3 separate regions of the Homo sapiens genome follow, and regions 1 and 3 are each linked to region 2. Evidence: read pairs that join two places in POLR2A ChIA-PET (ENCODE). Cell type or tissue: MCF 10A. All regions are shown on one strand. Links, peaks and the distances in the headings refer to the core of each region. The heading gives the core; the rest is flanking DNA.

Region 1 (6,939 bases), core at 700-5,699, 110 kb before region 2:
CCTGGCCCTGAACATGTCTTTTGAATCATCTATAAATTACTTATGAATGAAAGCTGTGTATTTTCTGCAGGATCTGGGGAACTCTTCTGGTAAGTAAGTAATTAATGTGAGTAACCAACTAAAACATGTCGGCAGCCTCATTGGAGCACGCAGATGACAAAATGTGATTCCACTCCCTCACCTCCCCACGGCCCCCACCTCCGTCCTCCCCAATCAGGGCGATGATGTTTGTTCCCATAAAAAGAGCTAATAAAATTAGCCTCCACTGTGATACAGGGAAAATCTTTATTTAATAAAATAATGTGTTTTGCTCCATTTCCAGAACAGCAATAAAATGGCACAACTGAGAGCCGTAATAGCTCATCCTGGTGGTTTTCACAGCGAGCACAAGTCTGTCCCGTGTGGCGGTGTGGAGGCCTGGAGGGCTGCTTTATGGAGGGACACGTTGGGGCAGCTTGCAGCCATTCTCAGCAAGGACAGTTTGGTGACTGCTTTGCTTTGAAATACACTCTTTGGGTCCACAAATCAAATCTTCCCATGTTCCTTGTCTGGAAAAAGTTGTGGGGATTTCCTAAAGTGTACTCAGAATTCAATTGGTGAGGAAGGCATTCATTGTTTCCCCAACTGACAGCAAGAAGCCAAGCCCCAGTCAGGCCCTCTGCAAATCTGAAAATCCAAGGTAGGGTCAGGAAGCTGTTGACTTGCCCTGCTGGGCTGGTGAAAGCAGACACGAAGTAGCAAGGCTGGTCTGTACAACAAGAGGCCTGAGCGCAACAGAGGCACTGCCGGCTGACAGAGTTCAGGCAGCAGGACATTGGGGTGGAGGCAAGTGTGGGTTCCCTGCCAGACCACCACACTGTCAACTAGATTTCAAAGCAAGGGTAACTCTGGTCAGGCAGCAGGACGTCGGGGTGGAGGCAAGAGCGGGTTCCCTGCCAGACCGCCATACTGTCAACCAGATTTCAAAGGAAGGGTAACTCTGGGTAGGAACAAGCAACAGAGTGGCCTTGGGGAATAGCACGTTAGAATCAATTCTGCTAAATCAAAGTTAGATCCAGGAAAAAAGAATTGAAGGAAGATGAGTTCTCATATTCCCTGATGGCTGCGTGGTGGCAGGAGCGGTGATGATTAGAGCAGAAAGAAAAGAAAAAATAAAATGATGATACTAAACACATATATTGTTTATTTTCTCCCAGGCAAAGTTCTAAGTATTTTATGTTCGTTAACTCATTCAATTCCAGCAACCACCCCATGAGGAAGAAATTATTATCGTGCCTATTTTACATGTAAGTAAACCAAGCCACACAGAAATTATGTCACTTGCCTAAAATCCCAGAGTTAATATGTGTCAAAGCAGATTCAAACACAAGCAGCCTGGCTCATACACATGTTTTGCTTGATCAACACCAGCGGGTATCAGAAGCACCGGGAGGTAGGTCCGCTAGATAAGAAAACAGCACACGTACTCAAATTTGAATTTCAGATAAACAACGAATAATTTTTTGGTGTATGTTCCATGAAATATTTGCTAAAAGCTGGCAGCCCTACCTGAAAGGCTTGTTAAAACAGATCTCTGGGCCTCACCCCAAGAGAGTTTGTTTCAGTAGGCCTGGGTAGGGCCTAGGAACCTGCATTTCTGTGAAGTTCCCGGGTAATGCTAATGTGGCTGGTCCAGAGACCACATTGAGAGCTGCTGATCTGCACTGTGGTGGCTGCACAGCATCAGCTTAAATAGCAAAAACTCATTGCCAAAGTTTATAAATGGGAAGATTTTATCCAGAAATCCAGATTTTGACATTACATTAAAAATTTGAAAGATGTGGCCACACTAGGCCCAGGTCTTTTTTAGAAGTGGGCACATATTTATCCTGTACATACACACACACACACACACACACACACACACACACACACGTCTAATGCCAAAGGGCAATATTTTATCATTTCCTAAGAACAATAATAAGCATTACAGAGCATTTCAAAGATAGGATTTTATCAGGTCCCTGTTATGATTCATCCTGGTGAAATCCGAGAAGCAGGCAAAACCTGCTTTGGAGTCCCTCATCACAGGCCTGCATTCTTATGTAGTAACTGCAGCTGAATCGGAGCTGGTCCTTTCAGACAGGGCTTGGGCTCTCCAGTTTGCTGTGGTCCCAACTTCTCCCTCCCGTCTCCCTGCCATTGGCTGAGCCTCCTTGTCATTTATAATCATGTGTGTGGTTTTTTTCCTTCTTATCACAGGATTAAAAAGTGAAATATTTCTTACATCCATGTCTCCATCAAAAGTAGACCAAGTGTTTCTTAGAGGATGCTCTATCCAACCCATTCACTAATTTATATTGCTGCCTGGCCCCTTAGAAGCATTAGGATTTAAGCTGTTTTGTTTAGTTTTTCTTATGAAGAATTCCTATTTATGGCTATAAGATGATTTAGCAAACCCTTCATGCAAAGGGCAAAGACACAAACTTCTGCCTAGCTCAGGTTGATCAGACAAATTCCATATTACTAAGGGTGAAATTAATTGGGTTTATTGTATTTGTGAAATCCAAACACAGTTTCAGTTATTACTAGCCACTAATGGCTTATAATGAAGGCAGAGCTTGTTAACTAAGCAAACAACTGGCATGTTTGTTTAAAGTGTAAATAGAAGGAAAATTCATGAATTAAACGAATGAATTCACTGATTGTTCTCCCTTGGCTGTAAGGGGGCATTCAGCTGCCACAATATATGTCACCACCTTTGTTAAACAAATTCGCCTGCTCAAGTTATCTTTATCCGGTCAGAGACCGTCTTAGTGGTAGCTTAAAAAGTAAATGTCTCTCTTAATTTTTCAAAGTACTCATCTGCATCAATAAATGCCACTAAGTATAAGGGATCACCTGGCTATTGGGGATTCATAAATAATTGAACTTTTAAGAATAACAGCATATTTCCTAATCTCAAATTATGACTCCATGGATAGACCACCATGGCACGCTTGTCGAGATAAGGAGACAATATCCTTCTTATTTCCCAGGGTGGTCCTGGAAAATATGTGACAGATGGTCATCCTCAGAGGTATTCAACTTAACAGCATGTCCCTCTGAAAGGTAATAAACCTCACCAGAAACAAAAATAAACAAATAAAAGTCTCTCCAAAGTCTCTCCAAAGTCTCCTGATTTTAACTAACCTTTCCATTTAAAATTATGAGCCTTCTATTTCTTCTCCCCAAATGGAATGCATCAGGTTTATTGGATATCTACAGCTCAATCCCATTTCTCTGGATGGTTCCCTTGACTCATCATTCTTTGCATGTGTTCACCGTGGTGAAAATGTGGGCAAGGATCCCAGGAATTCCTTTCATTCTAAAGAATTCTGCCTGCCCATGTCCCCATTCCTAGGTGGTTACCTTTTTGTGATCTGAAAGGCACCCGGGTCTGTTTGGAATGTATTCAGCTGCAAGTAACAAAAAATACAATGAACACTGGCACACACTGGAGAGGTTTTTCCTTTCTTGAAACAATATCACTGGAGTGACAAGACCTTGCTGGGGCTGGTGCAGTGACTGGCAGTGCAGCGGGAGCTGGAGGACTTGCTATACTCCCACTCTCCATCCTTCCTGTGTGCACTTCTTTCCTCATGCTTGCCCCTCATGCTCACGGGTTGACCACTACACCTTCATGCACCATGTTCGTGTTTAACATGGAAGAAACGCGCTGTGCCAGCAACAACGATCCCTTTCATCAGGAAAGCAACTTTTCCCAGGGAGCCCATAGCCGAGATTCCTACTCTTTAGTCTCTGCTAGCTGTTAAGGCAGCATGGGAAAGATGCTTTTTGGTGTTTTCTGACTCTGTAGTGGAAGATGGACAAGGAATTGGGTCTCACACGGTCAGCCATGGCACCGTAGTGTAGCCCTCTTTCTCATAAATAGCAGAAAGTCATCACTTAGGTCATCTTTTAGAACGCAAATACTTTAGGAAGAGATAACGCACTCAACTCACACTGAAGTGTTAGTAACATATCACATTCCTTCTTTCCAGGCAGGGGACATTCTGAGCATGGGGGTCGGGGGCTGGGCAAGTCAGAGTACCTCAAAGACACTGGCTACCTAGTACCCAACTTAACTGCACGCTGGCTGGCACTTGCACTTTCATTTTACCTTCATACCCTCACCAATGACCAAACACCTAACAAAGCTAAGAGCGGTACTATCTATTCTAGTGGTTTTTAAGAACTCGGTCTTTGGGGACAGAGCTGGGGGTCAACTCCTGGCTCTCCCTCTTGCCAGCAGCATCAGTGCATTGGTTTCCTAGGGCAGCTGCAACAAACCACCACAAGTACGGTGGCCTAAAACAACACAAATTTATTATTTTACAGCTCGTCAGGTCAGAAGTCGGACACAGGTCTCACTGGGCTGAAATCTATGCTGCTGGAAGTCCTTGTGTGTGTGGTTGACTGGAAGGGGCACAGGGGTCTTCTGGAGTGCTGGTTATGTGCATTTCTTGGTCAGGGTGCTAGTGACAGGGATGTCTACAGTTTGTATCCAACAAGCTGTATGCTAAGATGTATACTTTTCTGTTTTACACTGCAATGAAAAGTTAAAAACAGACAAATACCCTGGGAGGTCCATCTTTTCCATGGAGAAACTGAGGCAAAGATGAAGTTAGAGCTCTGTCAGTAGGGACAGAACTGAGACCAGGGTCTGGGCAGCCCACCTCCTAGTCTTTTGAGTTTAATGTATTCGAGGCCAATTTCCAACACTAATTATGTATTATATATTTAAAATCTCTTGAGAAAAGCTTTTTTTAAAAAATTTCTTTTGCCATAGAGTCACATTTCTATTGCAAGTGAAAGGTACCTTGTATGCTTCAGACACACCTGTAAAAACAGAACCAATCCTGTCATATATCCCTGTCTGCTTCACTTTTTTTCAGACGCTGTGAAAAACATGCCACAATAATAAACCCCTTTTCCATCCTAGCCAGCTGGAAAATTACGTGATGCTTGAAGTGACATCATTCAGCTACGACACCAAGCCAGTGGCTGCTCTGAGAAATCTGGGTTAGACAATGACAGCATGGATGTGAATGCCACTAGGCAATGAATCCCACCCTTTTTATTAGCAAATGGCTGTTTTTATCACCATGACATTTTAAAAATGAAACTGTGACAGCTACATTGTCTGAGGCCATTGATCACCCAACATCTCTTATCTCCAAAAGGAAGCCCACTGGCCAGAGGTGTCCTGTTTCAAAGCAGGGAAGACAAGAATGGAGGTAAAGGAGAGCTCATTTTAAACCACTAGTTCCAAAGGGAAAGACCAGGGCCCAGGACTGAGGTACTGGGGTCTTCCAGGGGATAGACAGTCTTCCCTCTATCTCTATCAATTGTTTCTAAAGTGAGCTCAAGTAGCAGTAGTGATAATACCTTAAGTAGTAATGACAGTATCTACAATAATACTCTTTGCTATAGACACAGATACTGTATCATAAACCCTAGGCAAAACCCCAGGATGCTTATTAGGTAAACATAACATCACGAGGAGGCCCAGACATTCCTCCACCTTTTTGACCTTTAAGTTGAACTACATAAAATGCAATAAGTGACCCTTTCCAACTTCAAAAAATGGGCAATTTCATATGGCTCATCCTAATAGACTGGCCCCTCCCCCAAGATCCTTCTCTGCAGATGTGTTAGGAACTGCCAAAAGATCTAGGGAAATGTCCATACTTCTCAAGCAACAGAGAATTAGAAACACTGCTGCACCTCATCATATAAAAGTGCAGAGGATGGCCCTGGGGCAAAAGACGTCCTGCTGTCCTCCGAAAGAGCTGGACCCTCGACCAGTGGGCCCTCTGTCCTTTGCCCACTCAGTGTGAAGCCAGGTGCAATAGGTTAAAAGCACATCCTCAAGTCAACAGCAAAGGCAGAGGCGTGCCCACAGCAGGGAGACTGGAGTAGCATTAGGTCCCACCCTTGAGGGAGCCCAAGAAGATCCGCGGTTGATGTGCTGCGTGCTGCAAGGCTGCCCGAGACCCAGTCCTCGCTCGGAAGCCAGAGGACAAGGAAGCTGGGGTCCTACCCGGGTAGCAAGGTTTCAGATGACCAGTCTGCCACAGGTGCTGGATGCTTCTGCACTGGAGTGCAGGGCCCAGGGTAAGAGAGAGTACCCTGCTTCAGAGCCACTCTCCACAGGTGAAGAGGCATGGCCTAGTCGGTTCACAATCTGCCAGGGAGGGCTCTGGGAAGGAGAACCGGCTGCTTCTAATGCAGGACTAGAGGTGAGGAGGAAAGGTGAGAATGGACGGAGGGCTGCCAGGGAGAAAACTAGTTAAGGGGAAGAAGTGTCCATCTAGGCAGGGACCCGCGATTCAAACGCCTGCATAGCTCTGGCTCACAGCAGTCTTGCCGCAACCGAAATGGGGGAGACAGTCTGGGGAGTATGGATGTGCTAGCGCTGAACCTTGGGAAGGAGTGGGGCTGGTTCTGGAATCCCCAGACACTCGATCCAGAAGGGCTCTTAGAGGCCCCACCCCCTCCCATTCTCAGATGAGAAAGCAAGACCCAGCGAGCTGCAGCCTTCATCCATGGGGTGGGAGCTGCTGTGTGCCATGGCGGACTCATGACAGCCGTTTAAGTCTGCAAGGTATTTCCTTCAAAGCTCTTTTACAAAGGCCCAGTCACCTCAGAACCAACAGACACCCCTTGCCTGAAACTGGTGACTCACCCCAAGCTAGAGGCTTGTGGGGATCTAGGGCAGACATCAGCGTATGCCACCCTGTGTAGTTACATTCACACAGGCTTTTGAGATGGACGTCACACACGTCACAGCAGTTGACTGCGATGCCTTCTCTCTGGGAATACTTGGCCTTTACTTCTGCTGACAAATGGCTACCCTTAAGTTTCAGCCTCATCGTTCCTTTTCTTTGTTTTGGTGGTTGGTTGACCAGTTTCATG
Region 2 (6,939 bases), core at 706-5,705:
CCTTTGTACCAGCATGTTATGTTTTGCTTATTCTATTACACATTGGCTGGGAGATAAGAATAAACAGGACAACACCCTGTCTAACCCGGGAGGAGGGAGTGGAGGAAAAGGCTGGTTACATTCATTCTTGGGCATGTACGTGCATACCGTTTATTTGCAAATTGAGGTACTTAAGAAAATTGTGCATGCAATAGTCAGGAACTAGTATAAACATTCAGAAGTCTTTTATTGCACAATCAAACCTTTTAAGAATAAGCCTTGTGTAATAGGGAGCTTTATAGTTTTTCCTCATAGTGAAGCATGTTGTGAAGATTTTAATAATTGATAATTTTTTCTATGGTCTTTAATTGTCAATCCTATTTTCATTCAGTTGTTGTTGCTTTTTTTAAAAAAAAAAACAAAAAACAAAAAACAAAAAACCTTTCAAACTAGGATGAGCAAATAAAACTAGGATGAGACACAGCTTCCCTCTCTGTGACCAACGATGTCAAAAACCCTTGCAAAGAATCAATCAACAGCTGCCAGGGGAAGAAAACGTGGTGATCTGAGACTTCTCCCTTCTCTACAAAGGGACGGTTGCCCGTCTGGGTGCCAGGTGTTCTGATAGCTTCAGCCATGGAGAATTCTGCTCAAGAACAGCAGCTGCTAAGCCAATCAGGTTCTCATTAGCCAGTCGGGAGATGGTATAGGTATCTACGGTCCCAAGAAAAAAAAAAAAAAATTTGATCTCTTCCCATAACCCGTCTGCCTAGAATGATGGACCTGACTTAATCTTGCCATTTCTTAGTGACTCACTTGCTCCTGGCACCCAAGCTCACTAAGAACGGGGCTAAGGAAAGCCATTTTAAGACCTCACTGACCTGCCACCATCCTGGCCTTCATTCTACTCCTCCAACCCATGAGAGTGGTTCCCACCTTGAGGCCTGTGGACCGGAGTGCTTTTCCACCAGATGGTCACAAAGCTGATTCCTTTTTATTCTTCAGTCTTAGCCCAAATGTCACCCTTTAAGGAAGCTTTTCCCTCTCACCCTAACGATGCTATTGATTCTCCCACTGTGACACTTACTTGATTTTATTTTCTTCATAGCATACATCTTAATTACTTGTTTCACGTACACTAATTTTCTCCCCTGACTAGAATGTCCATTTCATAAGGACAGAGGCCTCCTCTATCTCGTTCACCCTTGTAGGCTTTGCATCGTAAGTACTATCTGGCACACAGTATACGCTTGATAAATATTTATTGCAAGAATAAATAAACAATAACCAAATTATCAAGATTATCTGGTATAGAACAGGTGGGGAAAAGCTCAAACAATCTGTCACCTGTCATCGGCCACACTATAGTCATTTTTTTCCCCTCAATTTTCCCAGTGGGATGAAGGGTGAAGATGCATGTGAACAGCTGAGCCATGAAGCAGAACTACACAGCACATGGTTTTTTAACTTCAGTGCTCTTCACAGAAAACCACTCTGAAATAAGTTGCAAGAGATTCTTGAAATTCAAATACAAGGAAAAAAAAGAACATATATGGACGACAGCTAGGTAGTTCTGCCAACCTAACTATGCCATGACATGTAATTGTGAACTGCTGAGAGACAAATGCAAAGCAAAGCATTTCCTATACACACATACAAAGGTAAGATTAAGGTGTTAATTTTTAAGCAACTGTCATATGCCTGGTTCTAGAATATGATTCCATTAACGTTACTGCTGTTATAACAGAGAGTGTAAGTGTGATGATGAGCTCCTTTCATTATTTCTCAAAATTAAGAAACTAGGCTTGCCAGTCAATCCCCAGCAGAGACTCTGAGAACATACGAGGACACAATGAAAACAGTAGAATATTAATTAAACCAACAGGAAGAGAGCTGTGTGTACTTCAGAGATGCATTTTAAATGCATGCATATCTTCATACAGACATCATAGTAGTCAAGTCAAGAAATGTATACTTTACGGTTCCTGATATGGCAGATTCAGTCTTCATGGAAGGCAAAAACACAATGAAACAAAAACTGAAAGCCCACACACACCCACTGAGGAAAGCATCTGAAAGGCAAACTAGTGATTTTTCTCAGCAAAGAATTAAAGTCCCTCTCCCCTGGAACAGTGATTTGGAAAAGGACCAGGGTAGGGGAGGGGGTCAGTTAGTAATGGCTCCTGTTATATTAAAAGGTGACAAAAATCATGAAGAGCAGTATTGATAAATGTTCTAGTTACTGCCATGTTTGAAAAGCATTCGAAATTCTAAAATATTATTTGTGTATTATTTACCTTCTTATAAACTGATTTGTCATTATCATACATTCAAGTTTTATAAATGTGTTTTTCCTCACTTCACTGAAATATCAGAATCCAGCTCAAAAACAGAATCAAAGAGGAGACTTTTAAGCTTATTCAATAAAAACTATGATACGTAATATTCAAAATAGTGAAATCATTATATTATCTAAAATTCTCAGAAACTGCTTAACATGATTAATAATTTACCCATTTTAGTTCATGAGGGAATGTTTAATATCATTTGCCAAAAAAGAATACTGAAATGGTATAAAATGGTATTCATTATAATTAAGACCTAATCACTAAAGAAGTCCAGAGGTATGGAATTTACGATCTTGCATACATGTTTATAAAATATGGACTCGGGAAAGAGCCATTTAATTTACCAAGAAGTCCTTTGATCTCTCAGCATATTATAACTAAGAAGACAATGGCAGGTTTCAGTATGGAGGTCTTTTTGGATGACTCCTCCTAGCCTTGAGGTTTCTCTATTCCTGTTTAGGGTATGAAGTTGACTTACAAAACCATCGTTTTTGTTCTAGCTTTGCTTTATAAAACCTCAAGCAAAGTCTCGACCATAAATAAAGCAGCAGGGCCCCAGTAGCCAGCTGAGTCATAAACCCCACTCAGCTGCATGTAGCCCAAGGTGTTGGGATCCCGACAGAGTCAAGCCAAGCAAGCAGAATCAATTGAAGCCAGAGTTTGGAAAAACAGAGCACCTCCCTTCCCCACCCCACCTGGCAGTGGAAGAGACCACAATCCCCCTTCCACAGCTCTCATCCAGGGAATGGTAATAAGTCCAGAAAAACATCTAGACCTGGGCAGACTTTACTTCCACAGTCTAAAAGGAAGGGAAAAAAATGGTATTTGACAACCAACCACAAATTTTGAATATACGGTTCTCCTGCTTTTAAGCATAAAAGCAGTCTTGTTGTTGCTAAGTTATGATCACCACCATATTTTTCAAAATTTGTGCCCAGGACCATTTGGTCTTATGGTACTCAGGCTTGCCACTCTAAAAATACAGAGTTAAGCATGTTTAAATCACTTCAAATATCGCAAAAAGCAGCAAACACACAGCCTACCTGCTTGGGCATGCAAACTTGAAAAGAGAAGCTTTAGAGAATTGCCTGCAGGTCAACTCATTCTGTATTTGGCAGACTGATGTCAGGAAGGAGCTATAGAAAACAGAATCCTGTGCATGAAAAATACTCTGCCTTTGGTTCCCTCAGGCCAGAACTTGGAACTGCTAGCAAACATGCCTTAAAAAACTGCAATTCTCATGAAGTGCTAAAAACTCCCAAGTAAATAGGGCCCCTCAAACCCATGTACAAATAAGAAACATTTAATGAACAACTCTTTTTTCACCAACACCTCTACTACTTAAATTAAGGCCAGCAGACTCTTCAAAGGGACAAAAGAAGCCCCCCCCTCCATTAAGAAAAATTCTATATATAGACATCCAAGACAATTATATGATGCACGTAACCAAATATATATAATTATCCTAGTTCCTGCATTCCCATTATCTTCATAAACATAGGATAAAAATCAGTCTAAATGACTTTCTCAGACCTCCTCAAGGATTAAGGCAAGCCAGCCAGTCTTTAAAGTACATACATGTAGTAAAGATCAAAAGCAAATGTTCTGGTCAGTTCTTTTCTGCTCATGGTTTTACTAAGAATGTGTGCAGTTTTCAGGGAAAACACCACAAATGACAGCTGCTCAAAAGCATGGGAATTAATTGGCAGCAGGAATTTCCTTGACTAATAGGGAAAAACTTGAAGTCACATGTTTTGATGAGCTTATTTTTCCCATCCTTAGTCAAGCATATTCACTGCTAATGATTAAGATTTTAAAATGGAAATATAACCAAGTACATTCTCTATCTTTTCTCAGTGGAACACAGATACCCATTAATGACTGAACAATGGCATTAATTAATAGATTTTAGCTTAAATAAATACAGGGAACCAAACCAGGACACAACAGCAAAAGTGCATTTGTTAAAAAATAGTAGCACGTGACTCCTCCTCCAACCCCCACAGTAAGCCATCTGCTTTGAGCTGTTTTTCTAGCAGTAGGGATAGATTTACACTGATCCATCCACAGTCTATCTGACTCAGGGTCTCTCAAGTCATTGCCCTTGTGACCAGTGGTGAGAATGGACAAGACAGCTGGTCAGGATTAGGTGAGTAGCCTGTGGCCTTGGGACCAAGTCATGTTACTGTGCCCAGAGCCTGATGCTATAACCTTTGGCTCATTAGCATTATGCTGTCATCATCCAAGCTAACAGCCACTGATCAGCCATGATCCAACAGTCACCACTCAGGGGGCACTATGTATTCTCAATCCCAGCAACAATGTGAGCCTTTTCTTTTCAACACAGTCTGAACTGAGCCCATGACACTCAAAGGCTCGTGCATGAGGGAGTCTGCATTAAAATTGTCCCTCAAGGCAGCAATGAGATGTCCAAGCATGAGCAACCATAGCCCCTCCATTCTAATCAAATGACTGCTCTGACAGAGCTCAAGGAAAGCAAGACATAGTCAAAGAATTTCCAAAATGTATGTACCCCAAGTGCCACAATGGAACAACATACCTGGCCATCCCCAGACTTGGAAAGTTGGCAGGGACGATGAGAACATCCAGCCGAGAGAACGGGTGTGCTCCCAGAACAGAATGTGCTGCTGAGAGGCAAGGAGGGATCAGCCGCAGAAGGGTCTCTTGGCAGGCACCCGTGAGGCACACAGGGGCAAAGACCCGATGAGGAATGATCTCCTGGGTGGTGGCAGAAGCATTCTGGAAGCGGCAGGGGTATTCCATGTGACTGCAAACACCAACATGCCTGGGAATAACACAAAATAAATGGTAAAACATGTTTATTATTCTTGCTGTGGAGGTGAGGCAATCTTGCAGATGTAGACAACTTTTAGGAGACAGAGGTTCAGACAGACTCACAAGCAAAGACTGCTCATTTCAATTCTTGGCTTGACTGGCTCTGTGCAGCAGTGAAAATTTACAGGACAAAAACGTATTCATGTGTTTGAATCAATAGACTAGCTTCAATCTAAGATAAGAGAAAGCAGTAAAATCTTGTTTTAGAATAAACTTTGTTGTGGGGGGACCTCTAAAGACTCCAAACAATAAAACTTCTCACCAAAATACAAACAATTCCTGCCCTCGGTTAGATGTTTTCAAGTATCACCATATGAACAATCTCCAAATTAGAGACAATTCATAACTCAGAAAGGAAGGAGCAGTACACACAAATTAAAGATCCAATTCTGGGATTACCTAGAATAAAAGACTTGGACTGAGGGAGAACCATGAACCAAATGAAAGTTACAGGCTCAAACTCCTCGAAAGAACACAAACCATTTTACTGAATAGTAATCTAAATGTTCTTTACACAGCCCATCAAAAGCTGTTATTAAGGAATACAGAGGCACTTTTGATACAGTATTTTTCCCAACCCACTTTCAGAACAAATTTAACTGAGCCAGCCTTTTAAGGAAACAGATCAGACCCCAGCCTGCTTCATCCGACCACTGCCAGTTATTCCATCAAAGGCGGAACTGAAAGAGAATTCCTAGAACCTGACTCACAGGACTCAAGAGAACTTATCTACTCAAACCTACATCCAACAGTACTCCATTTTTTCACCTGCTAACATGTCTTTTATTCAAACACAATGAAAAACCCCTCTAATCATTATTTATTTCATTATTTTTTTTTTTTTTGAGATGGAATCTAGCTCTGTCTTCCAAGCTAGAGGGCAGTGGCATGATTTAAGCTCACTGCAACTTCCACCTCCCAGGTTCAAGTGATTCTCTTGACTCAGCCTCCTGAGTAGCTGGGATTACACGTGTGTGCCACCACGCCTGGCTAATTTTGTATTTTTAGTAGAGACGGGGTTTTACCATGTTGGCCAGGCTGGTCTCAAACTCCTGACCTCAAGTGATCCACCCGCCTCAGCCTCCAAAACAGCTAGGAGTACAGGCTTGAACCACCGCAACCGGCCTATTATTATTTAAGACAGGATTTCACTCTGTTGCCCAGGCTGGACTGCAGTGGCAGGGTCATAGCTCACTGTAGCCTCCAAGTCCTGGGCTCAAGCAATCCTCCTACCTCAGCCTCCTGAGTAGCTAGGACTACAGGCATGTTGCCATGCCACATCCAGCCTTTTTTTTTTTTTTTTAAGAGATGGGGTCTGGAGATGGGGTCTCACTTTGTAACCCAGAGTGGTCTCAAACTTCTGGCTTCAAATGATCCTCCTGCCTCAGCCTCCCAAAGGGCTGGAATCATAGGCATGAGCCACTGCACCCAGCCAATTATAACTACAGGTGCTCACTTGATTCACAGTGAATAATGAAAAATCTTAAGATGCTGGCATGTCCCAATATGGGCAGAATGCAACAATAATTCCTCTCCAAATGTAAGAAGTACCTTTCACTTACCCAAGGCCAGCGCTCAGGAGACCAATATGGCTAGGTACAGATAAGCCTCACCTTCTAGCAGCATGGTTCATAGAACACAGCTTCCAGCACTGAAGGCATTTCACCACAACGGAGAGTAAGAAAATGGATGGAGGCCCATAAAAACTTGTCAGAATAAGATGACATGAAGAATATAATTCTTGACATTTAATTCT
Region 3 (6,939 bases), core at 1,093-6,092, 98 kb before region 2:
AGTGAAGTCCCAGAGAAGACTTTAGAAATCATTTAATCCAATAAGACCAATTAGAGCAAAACAAAATTCTTAAAGGTATGAAATATGTAATAGGACATTCTTGATTTTTATTATTGGTCATGATTTTCAAAAACAGATATTTTAACTGAAACTATCCCATTCCACAATTCTGGAAGACTTTTTAAAAAGCCCAAAAGAAACAACTCACAGATGCCGAGATTCAGAGCTCTATCTGCAGGGTGTGAGGGAGAGGCTCTGAGTAATGTTTCTCCGTGACTTTTTTGAAAAAAACTGCTTCAAATAATACCCAGTGCCCCATGTGACTTCAGGCCAAGTTCTTTACCTCTCTGGCCTCAGTTTCATATAAATGAAAACCACAGCCACTGTGCAGGGAAGCTGTAGGATTTCTAGTATCATGTATGCAGTGGGTAGGTATTCCATATCTTTTTGATACATGAATGCCTTGGTCAGGCTTTCCTCAGATTGGTTGATTTCATCTCCTTTACTTCTGGAGGGATTAATTTAGTTGGGCTCTTGGGCAGCTCAAATGCAGATGCAGCAAAGGACACTATTCACATGAAAGGAAGGCAAAATTGAGTAGTTACGGTATGTAGTCATCAAATGGCAATCACAAATGTTTTAGTAATTTTTTTTTTTTTTAAGAAACAGAGTCTTGCTCTGTTACCCAAGCTGGAATGCAGTGGCACAATCATAGCTCACTGTAACTTTTTAAACATTTTTTGAACTTTTTTTTTTTTTTTTTTTTAGACAGAGTCTCACTCTGTTGCCCATGCTGGAGTGCAATGGAGCAATCTCAGCTCACTGCAACCTCCTTCTCCTGAGTTCAAGCAATTCTCCTGTCTTAGCCTCCCTGGGATTGCAGGTACCCACCACCACACCCAGCTAATTAGCTCACTGTAACCTTGAACTGCTGGGCTCAAGTAATCCTCCTGCCTCAGTCCTCCAAGAAGCAAGGACTACAGGTGCATGCCACCACACCCAGGCAAACTTGAAAACTGTTTTTTTTTTTTTTTTAGAGATGGAGTCTTGCTACATTGCCCAGGCTGGTCTTGAACTCCTGGCCTCAAGCAATCTTCCCACCTCAGCCTCCCAATGTACTGGAATTATAAGTGTGAGCCACTGCACTGGCAGGTGATATTTTTACAAGTGTATCTAGTTGGATTTCCATGTATCTTCAACCAATTCGATTACTGTAAAGAGATGATGAGGATGACACCTGCTATCACAGATCCATTTGCTACCACTTTCCCCCACAATGGGGCCTGCTGCCTGTTATGATCTTTGAAACAGAAGCAAACAAGCAGAGATACTTCAAGAAACCTGAAATGCAAAAGGCTATCAAGAAAAGGTTTTAAGGCCAGGCATGGTGCCTCATGCCTGTAATCCCAGCACTTTGGGAGGTTGAGGTAGGTGGATGACTTGAGGTCAGGAATTCAAGACCAGCCTGGCCAACATGGTAAAACCCCGTCTCTCCACAAAAAAGACAAAAATTAGCCGAGTGTGGTGGCAGGTGCCTGTAATCCCAGCTACTCGGGAGGCTGAGGCAGGAGAAGTGCTTGAACCCGGGGGGCAGAGGTTACAATGAGCCAAGATCGGGCCACTGCACTCCAGCCTGGGAGACAGAATGAGACTCTGTCTTCAAAAAAAAAAAAATCTTTCGGGTTCAAGAGATTCTCCTGCCTCAGTCTCCCGAGTAACTGGGATTACAGGCATGCACCACCACACCAGTGAACTTTGTATTTTTAGTAGAGACAGGGTTTCTCCATGTTGATCAGGCTGGTCTCAAACTCCCAACCTCAGGTGATCTGCCCACCTCGGCCTCCCAAAGTGCTGGGATTACAGGTGTGAGCCACGGTGCCCGGCAAAAAAAAAAAAGATTTTAAAAAGAGCTTTAAATTTTCTTTCAAATGACACACAGATACAGAGCCCCAGGGGAACACACCCACAAGTACACACACACAGCATATTTCTATCTAAGAAAATTCTAGGAAACTGAAGACCAGAAAATGTATGTACCTAAATTGTGACAAATGAGACAGATGAACACATCTTTGCAGAAGAAAAGTGACATAATCACTAGTACTAATGTCTTGGGTAAATTCTCAACTAGGCAATTGGTATTTGAGACAGGCAGGTCTAAACTACCATTCCTGACCATTTCTTTTGGATACAATACATTCTTATGCTTCTAGTCCTCAGAGGGGGTGTGGTATTGGGGGAGATGTTAAAACAGCTGCTGTCTCACCCCCGCAGTAAACTGTGTTTTAGCAGTTGACCCTGCTCACCCTAACCCCACTCCAGCTCAGTTTGCTGAGCTGAGGCACAGCACATAAAGCAAGATCCAGCCAGCTTTATTAGTTTCCTTTCTCACCTGCTGAACATCATTCACACAGAACCCTGTTAACCCTTCCTCACCCTTTCTGTGTGTGTAAGAAATATTAAATGACATACTCACTGGAAAGCTAAACCGTGTTTTTCCTCCCTGCTTAAACACTCAGTCAATTAACAATATACACAAGTCAACTTAGAGTTCTTGATACTCAAAGTGTGGTCTGTGACCAGGACCAGTGGTCCTGGTCTAGACACCTGGGCTCTTATTACAAATGAAGAATCTTAGCCTCTTCTCAGAACTGCTGAATTGAAATCTGCATTTTAACAAGATCCCCAATTCATTCATATGCACATTAAGGTATTTTATTAGCACTTTTTCTTTTCTTTTCTTTTTTTTTGAGACACAGTCTCACTCTGTCACCCAGGCTGGAGTGCAGTGGCGCGATCTCAGCTCACTGCATCCTCAGTCTCCCAAGTAGCTAAGATTACAGATGTGCTCCACGACGCCCGGCTAATTTTCTGTATTTTTAGTAAGGACGGGGTTTTGCTATGTTGGCCAGGCTGGTCTTGAACTCCTGGCCTCAAGTGCCCACCCACCTCAGCCTTCCAAAGTGCTGGGATTACAGGCATGTGCCACTGCACCCAGCCTTCTCAGCACTTTTCTACGTGAAAAGTTATTATACACATTTTAAGTGAAGGTTGTTGAAGATGCGAGGTGTTTTGTTTTTGTTTTTTCTCTTGTGGCTAGCAAAAGGTATGTGAGATACTGAGAAGCAGCGAGGAGTCCTAAGGACTCAAGGGTTAATCCGACAATCAGGAGAGAAATCCCACATTTAACAAATACTAGATAAACACCGATCATAGGTGGAAACTTGGGCTAGGTGTCAGGGACTTAAGGATGAATGAAGACAGTGCCCATCCTCCCATTTAAAACATGTACTATACTATACTATTAGGTGATTAAAGCCGCTACATTGAAAAAATACATTCTTGCTATGGGGGCTCAGAGGAAGAAGCAATCGATTCTTATTTGAGCAAACTTGAATACTCTATACTTTTTGGCCATTCTTCATTAAAAGCTGAAAGGGCCATAAGTATAAGTCAATTCCACATGAGTCAGAGAAGATTATGAAATTTTGATTTCTTGCTTATTGACAGTAACACATTCTAATTGTTTTGATAATGTCTCCCACCGAACCACTTACTGAAATGATGTTTCATATTACTTATTGAACTTCGCATGAATTACAAATAAAAAGCCAAATGGCAACCACCTTTTAACAGGAAGGAATATTGGAATGGCCAGTTTGCCAGGGTCTGAGAGAAAGTGGGCTGATCCAAGCACAGCATTATTGCAGGAAAGAGTTGAGCAAGTTCTAAAAAAATGGGCCCTTGGAAAGCATTCAACTTACTTGTGAGTCAGATGTGTCTTCACTGCAAAGCTTCGTGATTTTGTTTAAAGTCAGTTCCCAGAATCGCAGATCTATCCAGAACTCAAAGCTAAGTAGAAAACACACTCTAAAGCCAAATATAGATGACATTTGGATTGTCTACATGCCCCACTCTCCTCAAGCAGGGGAAACTGAAAGTTGACTAAGATACAGACATGCAGAGAAAAATGTTTCAAAGAATTATTCATATCGGATCCTGTTCCAAAGATGGTAGTCTGTTTCCCATGAAATCTTCTACTCGAGCACGATGAAACACTTTCCTAATGTCAGATGGGGCAGAGGCAGTGATAAATCAGGAAGAAGAAGATGAGGAGGAGGCAAGAGATTCTCCTGAGAGAGGGGGAAGCATGAGGAATACCCAGAAGGCTAAAGATGGTGAGAAAAACAGCTCTGCACTCACCTCCCGAAGGGCTGAATAATCGCCGGCCTCAGCAGATCATCTACCGAGGAGAATTACTTGACGACCTGGGAAGGATGGTGTTTTGGCCCTGAAACTGTGACCTGAAGAATAGTGCTTACATTAGCAGGCTACTGTGGTCCTCACAATCACCTTGGTGCCATTGAAAGTTTACAGGTTACAATATTCATAAATCACAGAATTTGGTTGCTAGAAGGGTCTTTTACCACTTCCTTTTACCCCCAGTCTCATTTCACAGACAAGAAAACTCAGGCTGAGAGGTTGGCTCACATAGCTAGCTAGTTGGCGGCGGCCAGCAGTCAGTCTGGCCTTCATCCTCTGACCCCCCTGCCCAGTGCTCTTCATATTATAACTGTGGTTTCTAACCTGGGTTCCCCAGACCCCTCCATCTCATTCAAGTCCACAGGAATCCATGAACTATGACTCACAGACTCATAGTTCAGTATTTCAAAAAGTTTACTTGAATCTATATATTTGGCTGGGGGGGAGGGGTCAGGTAACACATTAACCTGCTTGGGGCTAGATTTAACTCAGTAACTCAATAATTCTAATTATAGAGACAGTAAGTTGGGACTCAAGCAACCTACGTCTAAAAATTTTGTAATGCTTATTGAAAAGGGTTGTCTGTACTTTGTTCCAATTTCTTTGTTCTGAGAATTTTATATTTTTGTTTTTGTTTGTTTTTTTTTAGATAGGGTCCCACTCTGACACCTAGGCTGAAGTGCAGTGGTGCGATCATGGCTCACTGCAGCTTCAACATCCTGGGTTCACGCAATCCTCCCACCTCAGCCTCCCAAGTAGCTGGGACTACAGGTGCACACCGCCACGTCTGGCTAATTTGTAAATTTTTTGTAGTGATGGGGTCTCATTTTGTTGCCCAGGCTGGTCTCAAACTCCTGGGCTCAAGTAATTCTCCCATCTTAGCTTCCCAAAGTGCTGGGAATAAAAGTGTGAGCCACCGTGCCTGGCCTTCATAATTTTAATTATTAATAAGCTAACAGTTGCACGGTTAAAAAAAAGTCAATATAAAAAAATAGCAAATGTAACACAGTGAAACCTCGTCTCTACTAAAAAAAAAAAAAAAAAATAGCCGGGCGTGGTGGCGGGCGCCTATAGTCCCAGCTACTCCGGAGGCTGAGGCAGGAGAATGGCGTGAACCCAGGAGGCGGAGCTTGCAGTGAGCCGAGATGGCGCCACTGCACTCCAGCCTGGGCAACAGAGCAAGACTCCCTCTCAAAAAAAAAAAAAAAAAAAAAAAGCAAATGAAGAGGCAAATTATCTTCCCTCCTCCCATCAGTCCTCCACTTGGACTTTTTCTCCTCCAAGGCAACCAGTGTTAAAAAGGTATTACGAATTGCTCCAGAAAATATTTTAAGGTAATAAGGACAAATGCATGATGGACATTGCATTTTGTTTCTTCAGTTGATATTATACCAAGGAGCTTCTCCCACATTTGGTCTACTTAAGTCTTTTTATTTATTTATTTATTTGAGACAGTGCCCAGGCTCGCTCTGTCGCCCAGGCTGGAGTGCAATGGCGTGATCTCGGCTCACTGCAAGCTCCACCTCCCGAGTTCACGCCATTCTCCTGCCTCAGCCTCCTGAGTAGCTGGGACTACAAGCGCCTGCCACCACGCCCTGCTAATTTTTTGTATTTTTAGTAGAGACGCAGTTTCACTGTGTTAGCCAGGATGGTCTCGATCTCCTGACCTCATGATCCACCCGCCTCGGCCTCCCAAAGTGCTGGGATTACAGGCATGAGCCACTGCACCCGGCCTTTTTTTTTTTTTCATTTTATTTTTTATTTTTGAGACAGTCTTGTTCTGTCGCCCAGGCTGGAGTGCAATGGCGCGATCTGGCTCACTGCAAGCTCCACCTCCTGGGTTCAAGCGATTCTCCTGCCTTCAAGCGATTCTCCTGCCTCAGCCTTCCAAGTAGCTGGAATTACAAGTGCCCCACACCTGGCTAATTTTTGTACTTTTAGTAGAGATGAGGTTTCACCATGTTGGCCAGGCTGGTCTCGAACTCCTGACCTCAGGTGATCCGCCTGCCTCAGCCTCCCAAGGTGCTGGGATTACAGACATGAGCCACCACGCCTGGCCAGCTTCATTCTTTTTAAAGGCTGCATAGAATTCCACTGAATGGTGCAGCAGAATGCACATATCCTGGCCCCTCATGAGTTTCCAGAGCTTTGCTTTTACCAGCAATGCTGAAGTAAACATTCTTGCTTATTTAGCCACCTACACTTTGGTGAAATTCCTAGCAGTGGAAGTGCTGAGTCAAAGAGAGCATACTTTTAGGCTGGGCACAGTGGCTCATGCCTGTAATCCCAGCATTTCGGGAGGCTGAGGCAGTTGGATCACCTGAGGACAGGAGTTCTAGACCAGCCTGGCCAACATGGTGAAACCCCATCTTTACTAAAAATACAAAAATCAGCCAGGCATGGTGGTGCGCGCTTGTAATCCCAGCTACTCTGGAGGCTGAGGCAGGAGAATCGCTTGAACCTGGGAGGCAGAGGTTGCAGTGAGCCGAGATAGTGCTATTGCATTCCAGCCTGGGCGACAGAGCAAGTCTCTGTATCCAAAAAAAAAAAAAAAGGCATACTTTTGAAACTTCAGTAAATACTGCAAATGGCCCTCAAAGAAGTCACAACAATTTCTATCCCCACAAAAAAACAAATGAGAATGGCAGTTTCATTTGCCAGCTTTACTAATGAGTT

The links. ChIA-PET counts read pairs that join two places held together with the same protein. Peaks named below come from ENCODE experiments on the same cell type or tissue, not always from the same donor. Only the 100,000 strongest peaks of a DNase experiment are listed, where the experiment ranks them.
Region 1: POLR2A ChIA-PET joins it to region 2 with 24 read pairs; 7 of 35 experiments call an interaction of 5 or more read pairs at or near these places.
Region 3: POLR2A ChIA-PET joins it to region 2 with 51 read pairs; 9 of 35 experiments call an interaction of 5 or more read pairs at or near these places.

Annotation. Positions count from the first base shown.
Region 1 is chr9:94,909,499-94,916,437 of GRCh38, reverse strand. The region is part of intron 5 of AOPEP (aminopeptidase O (putative)); the gene reads right to left. Among named protein-coding and RNA genes, the nearest start is that of AOPEP-AS1, 33 kb to the left of the region's middle. RefSeq lists an enhancer at 5,607-5,776. In MCF 10A, for the core only: no CTCF peak of the experiment used is centred there; DNase peaks (open chromatin) are centred at 2,047 and 3,327.
Region 2 is chr9:94,798,951-94,805,889 of GRCh38, reverse strand. It overlaps AOPEP (aminopeptidase O (putative)), which reads right to left. Exons shown (of 17, transcript NM_001193329.3): 5 at 4,888-5,133. LOC124902220 (a long non-coding RNA gene) reads right to left here and starts at 5,576. Exons shown (of 2, transcript XR_007061676.1): 1 at 5,446-5,576; 2 at 5,134-5,355. In MCF 10A, for the core only: no CTCF peak of the experiment used is centred there; DNase peaks (open chromatin) are centred at 759 and 2,919.
Region 3 is chr9:94,897,720-94,904,658 of GRCh38, reverse strand. The region is part of intron 5 of AOPEP (aminopeptidase O (putative)); the gene reads right to left. Among named protein-coding and RNA genes, the nearest start is that of AOPEP-AS1, 44 kb to the left of the region's middle. In MCF 10A, for the core only: no CTCF peak of the experiment used is centred there; a DNase peak (open chromatin) is centred at 3,758.